Linked DNA regions of Mus musculus: region 2 is linked to region 1. The links are chromatin loops, found by intact Hi-C in ENCODE. Cell type or tissue: left cerebral cortex. All regions are shown on one strand.

Evidence for each region. A loop is a pair of places that touch in the nucleus more often than their neighbours do. Peaks named below come from ENCODE experiments on the same cell type or tissue, not always from the same donor. Only the 100,000 strongest peaks of a DNase experiment are listed, where the experiment ranks them.
Region 2: a loop joins it to region 1, with 2.6 times the contacts of the local background. A loop is called at or near these places in 25 of 42 quality-filtered maps.

The regions. Positions count from the first base shown.
Region 1 is chr3:152,966,956-152,974,955 of GRCm38, reverse strand. All of the region lies in intron 2 of St6galnac5 (ST6 (alpha-N-acetyl-neuraminyl-2,3-beta-galactosyl-1,3)-N-acetylgalactosaminide alpha-2,6-sialyltransferase 5), which reads left to right. The region is part of intron 2 of Gm46830 (a long non-coding RNA gene); the gene reads right to left. Among named protein-coding and RNA genes, the nearest start is that of St6galnac5, 11 kb to the left of the region's middle. In left cerebral cortex, a CTCF peak has its summit at 4,957; DNase peaks (open chromatin) are centred at 3,372, 4,893 and 7,777; H3K27ac peaks cover 980 bases.
Region 2 is chr3:152,780,384-152,788,383 of GRCm38, reverse strand. Pigk (phosphatidylinositol glycan anchor biosynthesis, class K) reads right to left here. Exons shown (of 11, transcript NM_025662.5): 11 at 1-2,988. The coding sequence ends at 2,872. It also overlaps the pseudogene Rpl29-ps1. Among named protein-coding and RNA genes, the nearest start is that of Gm40181, 28 kb to the right of the region's middle. In left cerebral cortex, a CTCF peak has its summit at 4,440 (motif pointing left); a DNase peak (open chromatin) is centred at 4,425.

The DNA.
Region 1 (8,000 bases):
GTGATTGCACTGGTCAGCAGGCAACACTCTCAATCAGGTTTGTCATGAAAATGCGACACCTGTTAGATAGGTTCGTGTCTATAACCCTTGGGCCGGGCAGCTCTGACGTGATTCCTGTCCTGCGAAGGTAGCCATGCAAGGAGAGGAAAGGGGAGACGGGTGTTGGTCAACAAGTTTCATACCATGCACTCTTCCAGCAAATGTGGATATTTGTAAGCTTAGAGAGACAATAAATGATTATCTCTTAAGTAACAGTGAACTAGTTAGGCGATTGCTAGGATGTGGCAGTGAAGACATTTATACACCATGCTCGGATTCTCTGTGACATACTGCTTCTGTCCTAAGTGTTTAGGCCGGCATAGGGCAAACAGATACTTTTACTGTGTCTTCCAATCACTATAATTTCCCAGATAAAAACTACAGGATGCATGTTCCCAGCTTAGACAGCCCACCCACAGGCAGGTCTTCCCGGCCATGTAGACCAGGTTAGATCTGGGCTCCATGTTTTGTCTTTATAGCTGGAGTCTCACAGAAATAGTTACTCTGGCTTGCTGTTGTCCCTTGTCTAAAATCGTCTGCCTCCCAGCTAGGCACCTGGCTTTCAGAGACTGTGATGTTTTCTTTGTGTCTGTCATTATATTTCTCCATTTTAACATAATGCTGGCTCTTTAATAAATATTTGTCAAATAGATACTGTCTATATAAATAGTTTTAATTTCTTCTAACATAAGCCTCTGTCAAGAGTGCCTGGCCATTTGGGGTTATTGATGAAGACTAGTTTTATGTCATAAATATCAGTTTCTTTCTGCCCCAGTTGGTAGTTCTGTGGTTAACTCTCTTCTACCATCTTATACTAATCAGGTCTCTTAAGACATATGCAGAATTTTTGAGTTACGCAGGCAACTTTAAAATAATTATCAAAAGGCATTCCTGAGTAGTGGTGTGATTTGCCCAAGGTCACAGCTAGTGGTAGCTGGGGATAAAATGTGAACCTGATATGAGCTTCATTATCATGAGGGGATTCAGGGCCAATATCTTCTAAGCAGTGACTCGTCATTATTTGGACAGAATTTATTAAAATGAAGAGCCTAGGCCTACCCAGTTATTGGAAAGCAATAAATATTTAAAGATCTCATTATTCTGAAATGAATATGAGAATATGCCTCCAGATAGTTGAAAAGAGTCTTCTACCAATGACTGGGCTGGCCACAGCTACTCTAAAGGGGGCACAGAACACATAGCACTGATGTAATTGGAACAATTTGCAGCTCAGTAAAGTTGGCTGTTAAAAGTCACTGAAGCAAACTGGGGAGGGGCCTATGGGTAAAACTGCCTGCTTACAGCACAGCCTGAAGACCTAAAAACTGATCCCCCAAACCACATACAACCCTGTACCATGCATCTCTAATCCCAACAGTCTAAAGGAAACAAGGGGAGAAGACAGGAGAATTACTCAGAAAGTCCTGGGACCAGCCAGCCTGGCATACGCATACAGAGACAAAAACAACGGAGAGATCCTGCCTCCGAAACAAGGTAGAAAGGTAGAGGGAGACCAATTCCTAAAAGCTGATCTCTGACTTCCTATGTGTGCTGTGCGGAACTCATGCTCACACTCAAATACACATCACAGTCACACACACACACACAAGCTCACACTCATACACACATCACTGTCACACACATACACATGCTCACACTCATACATTAGTCACACACACGTCACACTCACACACACATCACAGTCACACACATACATGCTCACACTCATAGACACATCACACAATATGCATCACACACATACATATATCACACACATATACATCATACATTCATACACACATGTGTTCATACACACATCACACACACACACCACACTCATACACACATTACACACACACCACACATATACCACATATGCTCACAGTCATACACATATCACATATATACCACACACATGTTCATACACACACCACACACATCACACTCACACAATCATAACATACTCATACACACATAATACACAAATATGCACCTACACAGGCGTGCGTGTACCCAGGTGTGCGTGCGCGTGCGTGTGCACACATACAAGCACACACACACACACACAGAGCCATGATTAATAAGACATTACTTCCATCTGAAACTTCACAATCCAGGCCTCCATCACCTGCATTTCTCTGCACACTTTTATCAGTTCTGCTCCAACAGAGCAGTGGCCCTTTAACCTCTGAACACTCACTCTCTTTTCTAGCCCAATATTATAAGTATTTCACAATCACCCCCAGAGCATCATGGTCATGTCCGCCACACTCACTGATAAAAATTCCTGTCCTAGTTAGCTTCCTGTTGCTATGATAAAACAGGGAAAGGGTTAATTTGGCTTCCATGGTCCTGATCCCTGGCAGTCACTCAGGGAAGTCAGGCAGTCACAGAAGGAAAGCTATGGAGGAGTGCTGCTGACTGGCCTAGTCCGCACAGCTCACTCCAATTGCTGTCTTATACACCCCAGGGTACCTGCCCCAGAGTGGCACTGCCTACAGTGATCTGGGCCCACCCACATCAGTCATTAATGAAGAAAATGCCCCTCCCACACACACACATCTGATGCAGGCATTTCACAGTTGAGGTCCCCCTCTTCATCTTTTGTGTATAGTTGACAAAAAAACTAGCCAGCACACAAAGTAATCAGGCCAAAGGGAGTATAGTAGTTAATGACATGCAGAAATGCTACAGCCTGACCACTCATTCAGTGAAATTACCTTTTCCCCAGTAGGAAAGAGGGTGCTATCTAGAGACCCAGCCAACCAAGAGTTTGAAGGACTGTCGTTTTGCAAATCCCATAGCCTATCCTGACCTCTGAGATGGAACGCCTATTCTGAATTACTCCAGGCAGACAAGAAACCTGTTAAAAACTACGAGGGAGGAAATTAACCTTGACAGTTTTTGCAGCTCAGAATGGGAAGGAAACTTCGTTATTATTATTTTCTGTCTTTGTGACGATGGAGCTATCTGCGGTGTCTGAAAAGCACACAGATGCTGAGAGTTCTCAGTCTGAAGTGCCGAGTTAAACAATTATTCCTTATAAGAAGCATATTCTGAAAATTAATTGCACATATGGGACATCTCAAATGACCGACCTGTGTTATTGCATTTCTACTTACAGATTGGCTTATGTTCCCTGCAAGCTTCCATTCCAGTGCCTGCCCATTTCTTAGAGCATCCAGCTCACACCCCTTAGGAAGACCAACAGGGGCTCCATGACCTACTTCTCCAGCCCCAACCCCTGCAGCTCCTCTGAGCTCAGGCTCCACACACTCCGGGAGCACAGCTTGCTCACCTACACACATCTGCTGTTCCTTCTGCAGAAACTACCCTTCCATGGGCAGGAGATGACTCACAAGTGAAAAGCGGGCACTGCTCTTGCAGAGGACTCAAGCTTGGGCCTCCACATCCACACAGGTGACTCACAGCAGCCTGTAAACTCCAGCTCCAGAGGCTATGACACTGTCTTCCCGTCTCTGTGGGCAACTGCACTCAGGTGCACATGAGCACATACTGACGCCAGGCACATGCACATATTTAAAATGAAAACGCATCTTTTTTGGGAAGAAATAGTGTTCTTTCAGTTTGCCAGAGATTTAATTATTAAGACCCCGACCAAGGCTTTCTCTCTAAAGTTCCCCCAGAAACCTGCATGCAAAGGAGGGAGACATTCCTTTAGACCGCCCATATCAGTCCCCTCATCTCATATACAATGAGCACCTACTATGTAGTCGGTACTACAGAGAAAGGGGAATGGGACAAACACCAGGCCCTGCCCAGAGCAGAAGTAAGGGAAATCAAGGGCACCTGACCCCGAGAATTCTGCTGTTTGGTACACAGCATGTACTTATGCAAACAAGACAGTATCCTGGTCACATGATCCTATGGGCCAGCCCTGTGTATGGACTTCATTGCTGATGGAAATGCTACTGTACTATGCTTGGCTGTATTAGCAATATAGCCTAGCAAGTGCCAAGCTATTCTTTGTAGCTGTGCACATTTTTTGTCACATAGTATTTCCATTGGTATTTCTTCACCTGTCTCCCAGTCTTGTCTGCCCGACTTCTTAAACATAATTTAGTCATATTGTGTCTTGTAAGTATCAAATCTCAGTAAATCCTTGTTGAGTCTAGCTGTGATCATGCCGCATTTGATTATGTTATATTTGAATAAACCTGGCTAATAGACTCATTAATCATGAGAATGGACAAAAATGATAAATGGGGGAAGAAAGACTTTACATACCCAGGCTTAATTTCTGAATCTTTTGAAAACACAGACCTTCCAAATGGTGGACCAGATGTTGAAGCAAGAGGATGTGTTTAGGTTCTTTGTAGTGAGCTATGTAACTTCTAGGCTTAAGTTAGCCTGCAGAGATGTTAAACAACATGCACTTGTTCCTTAGTCTGCTATATGCATGTGCCTACCTTGTACCTAACATTGTGTGTTGGGATCAGGAGGCAGCAGACAAGAGATAAAGCATGACCCCCCCAACTCTGAGACTCACATCCACAGGGAAAGGCAGAGAAACATATATCAAGTAACTGGAGGATTGGATAGGACAGTGAACATGCTGCAGAGCTTGGATTTATCCCGAAATCACTGTGAGGTAGAGAAGCAACTACCTCAGATGTGTGTTTCAGCTAGGTCGTTCTGGCATTGGTATAGTGATTAGAGTAGCTCTTGGTTACAGGGCAGAGAGCCTGCTGCTCACAGCAGCACGCTAGTGCTACGGGCAGCGTCGGTGACATTGGCAGCCAGGGGATCAAGACAGCTAGGGTTTCTGCCTGCGTGAAGATTCTGAGCTTGCCACCTAGAATGCTCAGACAGTCGGAATACAGCTTCTTCAACTGTAGAAGGTTCGTGGTTCAAGACTGCCTCTCAATGGCTGCCGAAAGAGTCTCAGATGATCCCAGATGGCAGCTCAACTTTGTCTAATTTTGAACCTTTCTGTGTATCTTAATGCCTCATGCCGACTTGAGCAAAACAGGAAGCCGTGATGTTATGGTTAGGGCTGAAGCGGGCTGTCTGCAGAGACAGCATAATGCATGCTGGTGACAATGAGAATTAAGCTCCCCGCCTGCAGCAGAATCGGTGGGACCTGGAGTGAAGGGACTCTGGGGACTTTATAGTGTTTCGCTTCTCTGTGGGGTGGCAGACTTACCAGGCACGGGCTTTTCATAGAGTAAGGTAAAGGGTGGTTTTCCTGCCTCTCATTTCCCATTTAGCTATAGAGAGAACAATTACCATTCTTTGAAATCACCTTTGTTAACGACATCTGAGGAAAGGGAAGGTTCTATTCTAGTTTCATCAGAGAGAAATTGGCCATAAAGTAACAAAAAAATTGTCAAGAGGAAGCCTTGGTCTTAATTCATCCAATGGCATTTATTTGATTGGAAACACAAACACATACTGTACATCTAAATGAACGGCAGGTTTATGGGGCCCATATTTGGAGTTATTCAGCAATTTGCACCTGCCAGGCGGCTTCGGGGACATATGCAAGGTGTCTTGAGTTACCTGCAACTCCCACTCCACACCAAAAGTCATAAAACCCATTCTCTTCAGTTTTATTCAACTTGTACAAGTTTTGAACAAGGAATGCACAAAAAGTGGTAATGGTCTGTGTGTGTTCTAGGCTGCAGGAAGGCAGATGAGGATTGTGGGAACTCGTGGGAACTCCCATCCTATCTGCTTCAGCAACAGCCACGCTGAGAGAAGCTCAGCCCTGGTGCTACCTACACTTGCCACAGATGGACACCGAGGAGTCATGCTCCTGCCCCAGACCCCAAGGAGTCATGCTCCTGCCCCAGACACTGAGGAGTCATACTCCTGCCCCAGACATGGGTGGGTTTTGATGTAGGCTCACCACGTGATGAATTCCTAAGTCCAAAGTTCAGACATCGATGTCAGAGAAGGACAACGTAGGCAAGCACGGTACCTTGTCCCAGTGAGTCTACAGCAATGGCAGGCGATGGTGCCTCGTTTGTGCTCTTATAATAGAGTCCTGGATCATAGGAATACTTATAAAGAGCAGACATTCCTCACAGCTGTGCAGGGAGGAATCTAAGATGGTCATTGGGTGTCTGGTGAAAGCTACATCCCCAAAGGGGATGAACGAGAGGTGAGTCCTCCCAAGGCTGAGCAGAGAAGGTGTGGTACAACTCTACTGTATAGACCTGTTGGGTATGAAGCATTTATGGCTCTGCTAGAAGGGCAGATACAACTCTACTGTATAGACCTGTGGGGCACTTCTGGCTCTGCTATCAGCATCCAGTACCTTAAGGGGCACAGTGGTCGCTTTTGTCATCACGGTGATCAAATAATCTGACATAACACTTTGAAGAGGAAGAGGGGACATGGATCATCGTGGCAGGGAAGATGGCAGCAGGAAGCTCCGCTGGAGAGGGAAGGAGCCTGGTCTGCTATTCCTGGCCTCCCCCACACCTCAGCGGAATTGGGAAGCAGAAAGCTGACAGAAAATGGGGCAGGGATGTAGATCTCAAGCCCGGTGACCAACATCCAAAGGTAGAGCAAGCCTGCGGGGAACGTTTGATATTCAAACCATAGCAGGCGGAGTTCATATGGCCTATCCCCTCTGAAAGTCCCTAACTCTTAACCGATGGCACTGGCAAGGTTACTATAATTAGGTACAGGGACCCAAAATAAAGACCAGAGGGAAGAAGAGTGCCAGCTCCTTCCCTGTGAGCAGAGGCTCTGCAGTCCTTCGGAACTCTTCATCGGGCTCTAGAAAGCTCAGTCAGGCTGTCTTGGGTAGACACTGAATGATCTGTGAGGGATCAGGAGCTTTCTGTTATTACATATTACATCATTACATCATTGCATATGAACCAATAGCCTGTTTGCGAATAGAATATCAATAAGCTAAAGGATCCGAGAGTGACCAGGCCCCAGAGTGACTGTGGTCTACAGTGAGCCCCAAACCCCTGGGGGATGACAACCTCAGCATTGACTGATCTGCTAGTCAAAGGCCATTTGTAACTATGGAGACGGGCTCTGTGTGCTACCCAGACACTTACCTGCGCTCTTGTACATGACCTACTTTCCTCTTCTTTCCTTTTGCTTTTAGAGACAAAGTCTCATTAGTTAGCCTAGGCTAGCCCTGAACTTGCAACCCCTGTATCTACTCTTAGAGTGCAGAGATGGGAAATGTGCGTCACTTTGTCCAGTGTAAAGGACGTTTTAGTTATTTACTTCCTTCCTTGGTATGGATGTTTTGCCTGCGTATATGTCTGTGCACCATATGTATGCCTGGTCCTATGGAAGGGAGAAGAGGGTGTTGGGCTGGAGTTAGGACTGGAGTTAACAGACAGTTGGGAACTGCCATGTGGGTGCTAGAAACCAAACCTGGGTGGGTCCTTTGGAAGAGAAGCCAGTGCTATTAACAGCTAAGTCATCTCTATGGGCCCTAAAGGGCTTTTCTTAGTGAATCCACAAAACAGTGAGACCTCTGGAAGGTCTCAAGGGTGGAGAGCAGCCAGGCGTTCCTCTATGCATTTCCTAGGTTTCTATGCCAACCTATGGACACACAAGCTCAACAGCAGTTCACCCAGACCTTTCTTGTAGACCACAGTACAGCACACAGAGTCCCTTCTGTTGGAAGCCATACACCAGGAAAAAGAACCAGGTTGCTTACTTTGAAAAAAAAAATGAACATCAGTCTTTTCCCTATAGTATATGTGGGTGTGCGTGGCAACGTGACAGAGGTAAAGAAAAACTAAGCCTTACTCATGAATTTCTCACTAAAACATAATTACCCTTGGTATTTTAGTACGCTTCCTTATGGAAGTCTTCATACCTATCACAATGTGCGTAGATGGTGCTCACTGATTCTTCGACGGATGGGATGACTTAATTCATTCAACAGCGTAAAACTAAAATACAGTCCAGGTAGTCTGGGCTGCTATGAAACCGAGCATTGACATTTCTGTTGAAGT
Region 2 (8,000 bases), 190 kb after region 1:
TTATTACCCTATAGGCAGCTTTCCTGACTGGTGGAGGCTACAAGGGAGGCATCTCTGTGCCCCAGCCACCCCACAACAGCCAAGTGAAGGGTCAGCTCTCCCACACTCACACACCCTTTGCCCAGGCCACCTCATGGCAGAGGAGTAGCAGGATCAGCTCTCCCTCACATAGAGGCCCAACTCACCTACTTCCAGGACAAGCTCCGCAGTGTTGCCTGGGCAAGGCGAAGGGCCAGCTCTCTAGAGGGCTGCAGCAAGTGAAGGGTTGGTCCTGTTCTGCACAGCCTTGGACAGCCACGTGGTCACGAGAGGCTGCCCCATCAGGGTTTTCCCTTGCTCTCTAGTGGCATTGAGCCTCAGATATGGACACCTATTCTTGCCTCTGCATAGCCACAGACTCAGACATGGCCCTCACTGGCAGCATGGTCTGAGGTGGCAGCATTGGCCACCAACCACAGGCTACTCCTCTCCACCCTTGAGTCTCCCACCTGACTAGCACATACTAACTAACACATCGTGGTGACTCCTGCAGAGCAGGCTGCCATGAAGCTGGTGGGCCCCTGGATGAAATCCTGTCTATGCACAGTGGGTGGGTATATACAGCCCACCTGTGTCATACATCAGAGAGCAGGTCTGTGGGTGGCACGTGGTCCATGGTCCACAGGCCTCTGTCTACTGTCTTCCTCCCAAGGTGCCTCAATTTGATTTGATGATTTGATTTTTATGTGTCCTAGGCATGACACAACTTTGGCCACCAGGGCAGGCAACAAGCTAGGATGAACAAGGACTGCCATGTGCTCTGCCCCTGACTGACAAAAGAGCAATATCACAAACAAGGTGTATCTGCCTATTGCCAGGGGATTAGAAGACTTCTTAATTGTTACCTACAATTAGAAAACAGTATTTGTAAAGAAAACAGATGAACATATAGATTCTTGGATGAAACACCTAAGATTCTCCTCAGACATGAATAGTAAATCTATAGGCACAGCCCACCCCAGCACGGCTCTCTGATGCCAAAGTCTGAAAGAGAAAAGAGTGTCTGAGAATGGTCACAAAACACAAGCTTGGCCATCTTTTCACCGCAGGAAGATGTGGAGGTGACTGACATCCTAGAAGAGTCAGTATTGGATGTGTCTTACTGATCCATCAGACATGAAGGCGGGGCCTTCAGTGTGTGTGCTCCATGTATGTCATCCAGTTTATGGGGCTGTCCTCAGGGACAGCATAGATCCAGCTGTCAGCAATCTGTCTCTTTCAGGACAAAAACTGAAGAGATACAATCAATTCTAGAAGTTCACAGTATGCTTAAAAATAAAAAGTAATAGGGCATGTTTCTCTGAGGGGTTACCACTAAAAATTCTCAGAGGCATGACTTCCCTAGATAAACAGCTACCAAAGCTGTGTCTCCATCTTCCTGTGCGATTAAAGCTGTGTCTCCATCTTCCTGTGCGAGTAAAGCTGTGTCTCCATCTTCCTGTGCGAGTAAAGCTGTGTCTCCATCTTCCTGTGCGAGTAAAGCTGTGTCTCCATCTTCCTGTGCGAGTAAAGCTGTGTCTCCATCTTCCTGTGCGAGTAAAGCTGTGTCTCCATCTTCCTGTGCGAGTAAAGCTGTGTCTCCATCTTCCTGTGCGAGTAAAGCTGTGTCTCCATCTTCCTGTGCGAGTAAAGCTGTGTCTCCATCTTCCTGTGCGAGTAAAGCTGTGTCTCCATCTTCCTGTGCGAGTAAAGCTGTGTCTCCATCTTCCTGTGCGAGTAAAGCTGTGTCTCCATCTTCCTGTGCGAGTAAAGCTGTGTCTCCATCTTCCTGTGCGAGTAAAGCTGTGTCTCCATCTTCCTGTGCGAGTAAAGCTGTGTCTCCATCTTCCTGTGCGAGTAAAGCTGTGTCTCCATCTTCCTGTGCGAGTAAAGCTGTGTCTCCATCTTCCTGTGCGAGTAAAGCTGTGTCTCCATCTTCCTGTGCGAGTAAAGCTGTGTTTCCATCTTCCTGTGCAATTAAAGCTGTGTCTCCATCTTCCTGTGCGAGTAAAGCTGTGTCTCCATCTTCCTGTGCGAGTAAAGCTGTGTCTCCATCTTCCTGTGCGAGTAAAGCTGTGTCTCCATCTTCCTGTGCGAGTAAAGCTGTGTCTCCATCTTCCTGTGCGAGTAAAGCTGCAGAATTCCAGAGGCATTACTATCCCAGAGTGAGCCCAAGGGAACTCTAGGAACAGGTAAGGGTCCCTCAGGAGCTGTCACGTGACCACCATAGAGTGGGCGGTGCATTCCGTGGTGTTTCTCTCTTCTGTTGGTTGTTGTTTGTTGCCCAGGCTGACCTTCAACACCCCCAGGGCTCAAAAATCGACTCGGCCTCCTGAACAGCCTGGACTGTAGGCAAGTGCATCCAAGTCAGGCTCACAGTATATCCTGAAGGATGTCCGAGGGCGGAGAAAGGTTAATAATGCATTGTAAACACCAAAGATTAGAGATGGCATATTCTGTATGGTTGGGAACATATGTCCATAGATAAACAGACCAAGACAGCACACACAAACCTATGAACGGAAGTAATTTCCTTTAGTGGGAACTAACACCTTTACTACTCACTTTTACAATGAGAGGAGGGTAAAAAGAATTAAGCATAAAGTTCCAATGTCATTGCTCTCTGCTTTCTATAACTCAAACACACAAACACAATGAAAGATATATTCTGTGGCCAGTAAACAAGTGCATTAACAATATTATGTTTTAAAGTCAAAAGTTCATTAATATTCAATTTTCCTAATTTTCTTCCCAAATTTACACAAAAGCAACATATTTAAAAACATATGAAAACCTAAGTTTTGCTCCAAGGCTGCAGTCTTCCATTCATTCTTCCTCATACATCCTTGAGTCTTAGAAAATGAACTTCATATGCTTGATCCCATAGGTCTTGAAGAAGACCATGATGATGAGCGCCCACAGCCCCAGGATGAAGCCTCCGGGAGGGTGCCAGTCTCTCGGCTTTGGCTTCTGCAAGACAAGGACAACATGGCCACCTCAGAGCTGAGAACGCAGCAATAGATAATGTATGTGCTGATGGGAGAGCGTTTAGTGGATGAGTTATAAGAGGGCGTGGCCCAGTGAACACCACACTGGGACAGCTACAGGGGCAGACTTCAAATGGGATAACTATCCTGTAAAGGAAGCTCGTGCCGCAGAGGGGCCTGCCCTGGCACAGCACAACCAACCGCCTCCTTCCTCCAAGTCACTCGGCAGGGAAGAGCCCTGCCGAAGTTTATCTCTCCATTAATTTATGCTTTATATGTCTCATCTTCCCTAGTGAACGCTGGCCCGATGAGGGCCCTGCTGCTGCTTACAGGAAGCACTCACACACCACACTCATTAGAGGGTGAGGACACAGTACAAACTACAGCTGCTTACGACCACAGCAGCAACCTTGGTTGTACTTTCCCTTCACAGAGGTGGCCCTGACCATGGTCTACTTCTTTAAAACTCACTGACTAGGGTGATGCCGGCCCGAGACTGTTTCTGGCAGAAACACTCTTTTTCTCTGAACTCTCAAAAGGCTGGCTCCTCCTTCCATGCTCCTATCTACCACATCAGTCACCTTTACCACTCATCTCACACCAGCCTGCTGAGCTCCAAGCCTGTCAGAGTCCAGCTGAGTGTCCTGTGTGCCTTCGTCTAGAGTCCACGTACACCTCTTCTCCCACACACCCACAGTCCACAGCTGAGTGTCCTGTGTGCCTTCGTCTAGAGTCCGCGTACACCTCTTCTCCCACACACCCACAGTCCACAGCTGAGTGTCCTGTGTGCCTTCGTCTAGAGTCCGCGTACACCTCTTCTCCCACACACCCACAGTCCACAGCTGAGTGTCCTGTGTGCCTTCGTCTAGAGTCCGCGTACACCTCTTCTCCCACACACCCACAGTCCACAGCTGAGTGTCCTGTGTGCCTTCGTCTAGGGAAGACCATTCTCCCACCTCACTGTGTCTTCAATAGCTGCATTACGGTTCTGTAACTGAGGTGTGTGCCTACTATGTCTTCATGTGTCAACCTACTGTAATGTTAACCAGGATGGTAACAGTTACAAGCTGAAAACTACCCATTCAACAAATGACCAACAAACAAAGGTTTTAAGTCACTAATTTGTGGAATGATTTATTACACATCAAAGCCATGAAATATAAACACTGAGCTGAAAGAAAAGTATTGACTCTTAAAGCCATAATAAAGACTCACACAGACAGACCCACTGTGGCTCCAATTTCAACAGTGGTGTGTACGTACGAAGGCCTGAGGGGACTGACTGGCTGCCCCACCAGGAGCTCTGCTGGGATGGGCGAGGCCTCACGGACACCGCACAGTGTTTATTCCCACTCTCCGGGCTCAGCATGAAGTACCTGGTCCCCTTGCCAGCAGTAGGTAAGGGGACCCATTAGCGACAGTCAGATGCTGCCCCCTGCTGGACAAGGAAACACCTCCCACTTCTGCTTTTGACCCTAGCTAAACTGACAGTGTGGTTAATCTAATTAGATAATTATGGATGACTGTCCTCCACTGGCACTTCCATTTTGATAGAACACTAATTATAATTTTTCCCTACCTTGCATTTCACTTTTATGAGATGAAAATACCTACTGTTAAAGCTTTTATTAATACCACTCTGTTCTCACTGGCCAATCTACAACTCCTGGGCAGGGGTGGGGGAGTAAACTTTCATTTGAAACTGTTATACATATCACAAAGTATATAAATGTATCTGTAATAACTACTGAGAAGAGCTCATGCTTGAAAGAAATATTCTCTTTCACAATCAGCACTCATCAATCATGTGAGTAAAAGAATAGATTTTTTTTCTTTTACTTACAATAGCGATTTAAAAACATAAGACAGGTAAGGATGCCTATAGCATGAGATGTCAGGTAAACAATTATGATAGTTTACAGAGAGGGATAAGGCTTTAAGGGGAAAAAAAAGAATAATGCTAGCTAATATTGTGGTACTGGCACAAAGCCAGAAAGATGGCCATAGAGAACAGAAAAGGCAGCCACCAGCGTGTGGTTAGCTAGGAGTCAAGAGGATGGGGAGCAGGTGGCTGTAACTTAGATACACTCTATTCATGCATGAACTTACCATTACTAAAGTTCACAAATGTCAATGGGTTACAACAATAAAAGCTTATTATACTTCCTTCACCTTTATCTGTGAGAGAAGGGCTCCAAGCCCCCAGCAAACATCTGAGAGCACAGGTAGTACGGAACTCAGTTTTCAATACAAACATTCTTAACACACACTGTGATGTTTAAATGGTGCAGTAAAAGGTTACTAATATTAATAAAATATAATTATTATAGCAACCTCCTACAGTAGATGTTATATGAATGTAAAAGAAAGAATTTACAGATGCTAGAACTCTCTGAAATCAATGGCAAGGAAGTACTGTTTCCACATTCTTAACACTGGATTAGTGTCAAAGTCAGATTTGTTTTAACTCAGCTCTGGAAACACAAAAATACACTCTATAGTTAAAACTTTAAATAAGTTAGATACAAACACAAAGGACAAAGGGGATAAAATGTAGGAAATGCACACAGTAAAAAGATTTATAAGCCCAAATGCAATGAGTGAGAACAAGAGAGCAAAGGTGGAGAACAGAAACAAATTCCTGAAATACCTGCACTTTACAGAGTATATAAATAAACTTAAAAGGAAATCAATAGGAAAATGTAACAGAAGAAGGGATTAGGCTCAGGGGGCTTCCCCCCAAGTCACAAGGCACAGGGCTAATCAATAAAGGAGATGGGGATCAAAGCTCTCACAAATCTATAAAGGGCTAATTCACTTTCTCTGTCATAAAAACAGTATGCAAATGTTTTGCTCTTTAAAATTAAACTAGCAAATGTTAATTAACAAGGTCAACTTCAGTTTTAGGTCTTTAAAATGTTCCTTCTTCCTCTAGAAGCCATAGTAAAGGAACCCAGAAGTGCTGACAAACGTTCACACGATTTCCAGTTTCACCTCCTCAGTAAACATCAGGAAACAAAAGAAGCTGACGGTGCCATGTAGCTGACCAACACGCTTATAAACAATTTTAGTGATTTAAGAGATTCCTATCCCATGATAAGGAAGTTAAAACAATATGCAAATTGAATATGAAATACAGCTTAGTATTCTATAGCAAAGTATTTAAAGGCGAGAAATATACTAATTTCTTAGTTCTGCTTCTCTGGAGGAAGTAGGATTGTAGGTGGACACTGCTCAACTCGGATTTATCTGCACTTTTTAAAACGTATATGGCTCTTCCGGTCCCAGGCGCTGCGGGAGCCACGGGTTACTTGGCAGTCACGGCCAAGTCCAAGAACCACACCACACACAACCAGTCCCGAAAATGGCATCAAGAAACCCCGGTCTTTTATGAAATTCCTAGGCAAATGGTTGGACCTGGAGGGCATCATCCTGAGTGAGGTAACCCAATCACAAAAGAACTCACATGATATGTACTCACTGATAAGTGGATATTAGCCCAGAAACTTAGTATACCCGAGATATAAGATACAATTTGCAAAACACATGAAACTCAAGAAGAACGAAGACCAAAGTGTGGACACTTTGCCCCTTCTTAGAAATGGGAACAAAACACCCATGGAAGGAGTTACAGAGACAAAGTTTTGAGCTGAGACAAAAGGATGGACCATCTAGAGACTGCCATATCCGGCGATCCATCCCATAATCAACCTCCAAACGCTGACACCATTGCATACACTAGCAAGATTTTGCTGAAAGAACCCAGATATAGCTGTCTCTTGTGAGACAATGCCGGGGCCTAGCAAACACAGAAGTGGATGTTCACAGTCAGTTATTAGATGGATCACAGGGCCCCCAATGGAGGAGCTAAAGAAAGTACCCAAGGAGCTAAAGGGATCTGCAACCCTATAGGTGGAACAACATTATGAACTAACCAGTACCCCACTGGAGCTCATGTCTCTAGCTGCATATGTATCAAAATATGGCCTAGTCAGCCATCACTAGAAAGAGAGGCCCATTGGTCACACAAACTTTATATGCCCCAGTACAGGGGAACGCCAGGGCCAAAAAGTGGGAGTGGGTGGGTAGGGGAGTGGGGGGGGAGGGTATGGGAGACTTTTGGGATAGCATTGGAAATGTAATTGATGAAAATACCTAATAAAAATATTTAAAAAAAAAGAAAGAAAGAAACCCCGGTCACAAAGATACGGAATCTCTTAAGGGGTTGACCCCAAGGTCCTGAGGAACACGTGCTTTGCCAAGAAGCACAACAAGAAAGGCCTGGAGAAGATGCAGGCCAACAATGGAAGGGCAGTGAGTGCATGCACAGAGGTCATCAAGGCCCTGGTGAAGCCTCAGGCCATCAAGCCCAAGATGTCAAGATGCCCCAGCCGCAAACTCAGCGCGTGGCTTTTATTGCTCACCCCAAGCTTGGGAAGTGGATTCGAATCTACATGGCCAAGGCGCAAAGGCTCTGCCAACTGAAGCCCAAGGTTCAATCCAAGGCAGAGGCCACAGCTCCAGCTAAGGCCCAGCTTCAGCTCCAGCTCAGGTTCCCAAAGGTGCCCAGGCCCCTGTGAAGGCCCCATAGGAAAGGCTGCTGCCAACGTGAAGACAGACGGACTGCTGGGACACACCTGCCTACACACTATTTGCAGATGACCAGTGCCCTATGTTGTTACAAATGAACTTGAGGCAAGATCTGTTTTAAAAAGTATATGTATAATGCACAGGCATTTTGAGGAAGGGAGTGTGTAAGGGGAATGCACAGAAAAAACTGCAATACAAGAGTCTCCGGGCTGGGAGAGCTGGGGTTTGGAGCTGCAGAAACCCACGTGATGCTGGCTGTGCCGCCCATGACTCGACTCCAGTCTCAGACAGCACACACGGGCATCCTCGCAGCAAGCCAACGGTTAGCCAGAGCTTCTACTTAACATGGGTACCGCGGAGGGCGGAGTGATCCGAGCACATTCTCCGTGTGTGTCCACTGCTGCT